Linked DNA regions of Homo sapiens: region 1 is linked to region 2. The links are chromatin loops, found by intact Hi-C in ENCODE. Cell type or tissue: PC-3. All regions are shown on one strand. Links, peaks and the distances in the headings refer to the core of each region. The heading gives the core; the rest is flanking DNA.

Region 1 (2,819 bases), core at 306-2,805, 470 kb before region 2:
TTAAGACTGAATGTGTCAATTCAAGGGCTGGAGGAGACATAGAGGTGTCCTGGGCAGAAAAATGATCTGATGCACCTTCAAACCAGTGTTCTTGAGATGTTTAATCAAATTTATTGAGAAGAAATGCTGATCATTCTGCCCTTGGTTTGTTTAGATCTGGCCCCAGACTTGCAAATTATACTTGGCATAGCAAAGATTCTGCAGTGAATCAGATCAGCCTCTTTTGCTTTTTAGTGGAAAAAGGAAAGAATAATATGAAAAACACTTATGTAACCACCACCATACAAAATTATAAAAGTGTTTAATATTTGGACATAATTGCTATATTCCCTCTTCCTCTTCTTCTTCCTCTACTTGTTTTTTTTTCTTAAAAAAGGAAAATATTACATGAAAGTGAAGGCCTATATATTTTCCACTTTCCCCAGCGGCAACACTATCAAGAATTTGAGCATCCATACATTTATACTTTTATGAATCTGTGAACAATATGCAATGCTGCTGTGTGGTTTTGAAGTTTACTTGAATTACATACGCTTCACTCAATACTCTGTAACTGGCTCTTTTCTCTAAACATATTTTCAAGCTCTACCCACGTAGATCCAAGTGGCTAATTAATTTTAACTGCTATTTAGTATTCCATTGTGCAATAACACCACACGCAATTTATCTACTCTGATTGATGGATTTTAAGGCTTTCCAAATTTTTCACTATTACAAGCTATTACTGCATTGCTCTTAATATTTAACCATTTAATATGATAATTGCTGATGATTTTTGGTAAAGACCCTTTATCAGATTAAGAAAGTTCCCTTATGGGGAAAGGAGAGAGGGAGGGTGACCAGGGCTGAAAAACTGCCTATTGGGTCTTTGCTGAGTACCTGGATGATGGAATCATTCGTACCCCAACCCCAGGGTCACAACATACCCATGTAACAAATCTGCACATGTACCCCCTGAATCCAAAATAAAAGTTGAAATTATAAAATAAAAAAAGGAAATTTCGCCTCTATTGCTTGTTGGCTAAGTGTTTCAAACTCTTCTTACAGTCAGTTTTATCTTCCTACTTGGGGGTTTTCCTCCCAGATGCAAAAAGCTTATCACAGATGTTCCTTCAGATTAGATATAATAGTCTGTCTGAAATAGAGATTTCATAAATTCATTTCATTATGCTTTCCTTGATGTTTCAGTTCTCCTGGTTGATTGGTGCCCTGGAAAGCTGCCCAAATAACCCATCCCTGCATCTGCCTCTATCAATTTGGGAAGTCAACCATTAGAGTATTCTTTTAATATCCAGTTTAAAAACTAACTTATAAGTTAAACAAAGACTTCTATTTATTTTATAAGAATTCTTAAATCTTTGGGGTAGGAATATTCTACCTAAAAACAATGCTTAGCTTAAACAAAAACGGAACCTCTCATAGAAAAAAAAATTGTCATCACAGACTGAGATATTTTTGCCCCCTAAAGCAAAAATGCTACTTACTTTGGACTTAGTATACTATTTTTAAAATTAAGTATAAAAACACATATCAGACCTGAATTTTAAAAAGTAGTCTTACTGTAAATACAAGAAAAACTAGATATTTAATAAGGTAAAATGACAGAATGAAATTATATATTTACCATATCTTCAGTACATTTTGTGCTGCACAATGCACTTGCAATTATATAAAGCATTCTGTGTGTGCTATGTATTATAATTGTTGTTAATTTGAGATAACTGAAAATAGGAATTGCATAGACAGTAAATATTTTACGTTTTCTCTTTGACTGAAAGTAGGTGACACTTCCTGTGGCTGCCATTTCAACAGTCCCCACTGTATGGCAGAAGCAGCCTGCTCAATCCGCTAGTATCCACAGCAATCAATATGGCATTCTTTCCTTTTCTAGGAGCCAGAAAGCCTGTGATTATGTGCATTATGTGATGGAAGAAAGGATGGTATTTAGAGTAAGTCCCTCAAGATACAGCATTGTATAGTCACAGTGATATTGACGCATGTATCATAATGCATATATCCTTCTATTTTCCTTTTTACCCCCAAATAAGTACATTCTTCTATCTCTACAGACAACTGTGTTGCACAAGTAACCTTCTTATATCAAATCCACTAGAACATGAGCCAAGATATTGTCAGATATTAAATAATAGGAGAAACATCATCATTCAGAGATGCTGCTAACTACCACTTAGGTAAACAGAAATGTCAGTTTGTGAATGCTTTTCGTATTCACTGCAACATTACTTTCTAAGGCGTGCGACACTGAAGGAATGTACTCACACTTATGTAAAGCTATGAAGCTGCCATATTGTGCACGCTATTCTCATGTATGCCTGCTGATGTTCAGAGATGGCTAAGATGCAGAATATTTCCAACTTGTATTGGCAACTCAACCCATAGTTGAAATGGCTTGGGCTTTCCTAAGATAAACAACTGTGGAATCGGGCCTGGCATTAGGGTCTTTATTTAAGAAGACACCCAGATCTGCTTTAGGAGCCCTCTGCTTCACATTTTCCTTCCAATGGTGAGCCATGATCTTTGAAATCCCAAATATTAGCAATGACTTAAGATCTTTCTGGAGAGAAGAGTGCTTTAACTGGGTTAAGTTTAGTTATCAACTTAATGCTTTTCAACTAGAAAAAGTTGCGTTTTTCCAGTCATAGGGACACAGTAGAGTGTGCTAGGTGTGTGGCAAAGCACAGGATAATGTATGTGACATATTTTCTTGGTGGGTCATATTTGGTCATTGAGTAATGTAACACATTGCTGTTAAGTTCTTACAAATAGACCTGGAATAGAATGCAACATTCACATGAATT
Region 2 (2,819 bases), core at 241-2,740:
ATGAGATAATTTTCTAATGACTATTATATTTTTGTCAAGTACTTAAAAAAAGAGGGCAGGGTTTAATACAGAAATCGATAATAAAAACATCAGTATTATAAGTTAAAATTTCCTGCTTGGGATCTCAGATTCTTACTCAAAGAATTTAAGGTAATTTTAACTTTCCACATACACACACTTAGCCTGCACAAAATAAAAGCACCAGGTGCTAGAGTCCCCTCCAAAACACCTCTCCCACCCTGCCAACAAAAGTCAACCAGATTGGGCTTGAATATTTCCAACGAATTCACTATCTACCTTCACAATACAGATAAAAATGTCTTTCTTTAAAAGTTCTAATTTTTAAAAAATTAAAGTCAAGTTTACAGAGATACAATGTACAAACAAAAAAATTCATACGTTCAGTTTACAGTTCTATGAATTTTGACAAATGCATCCAGTTGCATAATCATGACCACAATCAAGATAAGCCCCCTTTGTAGTCAACCTCTCCAGGGTTTGCTGGTCAATTTAAGCAAATTTTATATAGGTAACCTCCTTGGGTCCCTTTCCAGATCTAGAGTTATTAATTTTGTAAGAGGAAAAGCAAATAAGATAATAAAACCACCACAATATCATCTATTGGTTGGTTTATAATGTATATTCTGTCAATTTCCCAGAAGAATTTGAAAAAATTAAAACTCAGCTTGTGAGTAGTTTTTTTTTTGAGCCCTACATATAGTCATTAGACCTTCTGGAATCCCTGCCTGCTAATCTAAAAAGGGTGATGAGTAAGTAGATTTTTGGTAGAGAATAACAGGGGCATAGAATTTTGCAGATGTGGAGTGCTAAATAAATGCAGCATAACAACACATTTTTTGAAATGAAGATAGATAACAGAGGGACTTGTTAGATATCAAAGTCTGAATTTGTCAGACCAAGGGCTTAAAAAAGAGGCCCTTAGCATTTCACCTGGAAACACACTGGTATAAATATGACATACTAGAAACTACTCCAGGAGAGTTATTCTTATTATCCACATCCTCTCATGAAACAGAAAGCAATCAAAAGTAGGATGCATGTCACCACATTATTCTCTCTCCCTGCTCTCTGATCTGCCTGCTGTTTTGCCAGATCTAACTCTCAGTCTAGAAGACATATTTCTGCTTCATTTAAGTATTTACTGAGTAGCTACCTTTTGCTCAGGCATGGTGATCTATATTCTTTACCCACTGATCTACTAATTTCCTTTAATTCCAATTTTTTTTTGTTTTTTTAAGTAGAGACGGAAGTGTTGCTATGTTGACCAGGCTGATCTCAAACTCCTGGCCTCAAGTGATCTTCCTGCCTTGGCCTCTCATCATGCCTAGCCCTAACTCCTATCTTAAAGATGACATCTCTCCCTTTCTGATACAGAAAAAATACCTATAGACAGACTGTAAGCTCTGCTGCTCTCTCTCTCTCTCTCTCTCTTACTTTCATGGTACATAAGGGAGGCAGTCAGAATGAAGTCAGTTGTGTTCTTTGTCTAAAGCCTGGAACACTATTTTATCAGCCTCCAAAGAGCAATATGTGTAGATAACCAGGGAGGATTACTTGTGGGGAGAATGGGAGAAGAAACAAGTATTTACAGTCATCACTGAGGTGCCCATCTGGAGATGGTCCTAAAAGCAGAAAATGGCTTTGTGGCCACCACCTGACCTATCAGTGAAACTGCACCCAGAAGCAGCTGGTAAGACTTCTCCAGCCTCTCTAAAGCTATACACACACTGGCTCACAGGTCAGCTTCATGACTGAGAGGCAGTTACTGAAGGCCAAGGTTAGGCTACAGAGGGCCTTTACCTAGGAACAGCAGGATGTTGAGAAAAACTGGATCCCGGAACCAGTCCTGTTTATAAAAGCATATAAAGTTATGGAAACTGGCTTGGTTTGGACAGAGATAAGCGAAATATTTTGGTTTTTGAGTAGGAAATTTATGAGCAATAAATGAGCCAGTTTTAAATACATGCAAACATTTCCTGATGTCTCCTAAAGCTTTGGCTAGGAACTGCAGATAAAATTTCTGCAAAATCACAAATAATACAATGATTAAGATAGGAAAATCACATATATTAATTAAACACTGGTTTTGAATAATTCTGGGAAAAAGAAAGGTGAGAAAGAAAAAAAAGGAGGAAAACAAAGGAATAGAATAGAAATAAAAACCAGAATTTCTGGAGTATGCTAGGCTTAGTGAAGTTGTCAGGATTAAGTCTGCCACAAAAGAAATGAGCAGGCAAAGAGCCTGGCCCAGGAGATGAAGCACACCAGGGTAAAAGCAGAAAAGAATTAAGCCAGTGTTGAGCAGATTTATATGTGTTTGTATGTGAGATTACGGATTTCTTTAGGGGTATTTCTGAGGGAAGAGAAGCTCAGTACTAATCAGGATTTCTTAAGAATTAGATTTTTATTAAAGAAGAAAAGCATCTCAGTATTTTAAACATTCTGATTCTCTAACACATGAAAAAGTTGAATCCCTAGGCATTCTTTGTTTGTAGCAAAAGGAAGGTTGGACATACTTCCAGTGATACAATCCAATTCATAGCTAGTTTCTATTTCTGTAACTCTACTGACTCCTCTATTAAGCTTTTAAGCTCTTAAAAGGCAGGGGACAAGTTATCTATCATTTTGCGTCTACAAACAAGTGAACAAGGACTCAAGTAGGTGCCTGATAATTTGGCAACAGTGACTCGGCCTGCTAAGACTGCATAAATACCCATCATGCATGCTGAAATTCATGAGGATTATTTATATTTGAAACAGTAATTCACTTCTGGTTGTGAAGTATCCTGGCTAAAATA

What was found. A loop is a pair of places that touch in the nucleus more often than their neighbours do. Peaks named below come from ENCODE experiments on the same cell type or tissue, not always from the same donor. Only the 100,000 strongest peaks of a DNase experiment are listed, where the experiment ranks them.
Region 1: it touches region 2 in a loop (7-fold over the local background); 5 of 110 quality-filtered maps call a loop at or near these places.

What each region holds. Positions count from the first base shown.
Region 1 is chr5:71,777,033-71,779,851 of GRCh38, forward strand. No RefSeq gene overlaps it. Among named protein-coding and RNA genes, the nearest start is that of CARTPT, 59 kb to the left of the region's middle. RefSeq lists an enhancer at 1,710-2,004. In PC-3, for the core only: a CTCF peak has its summit at 1,819; no DNase peak of the experiment used is centred there.
Region 2 is chr5:72,243,441-72,246,259 of GRCh38, forward strand. The region is part of intron 4 of MRPS27 (mitochondrial ribosomal protein S27); the gene reads right to left. Among named protein-coding and RNA genes, the nearest start is that of MIR4803, 75 kb to the left of the region's middle. RefSeq lists a silencer at 1,562-1,856. In PC-3, for the core only: a CTCF peak has its summit at 1,675; no DNase peak of the experiment used is centred there; H3K27ac peaks cover 547 bases.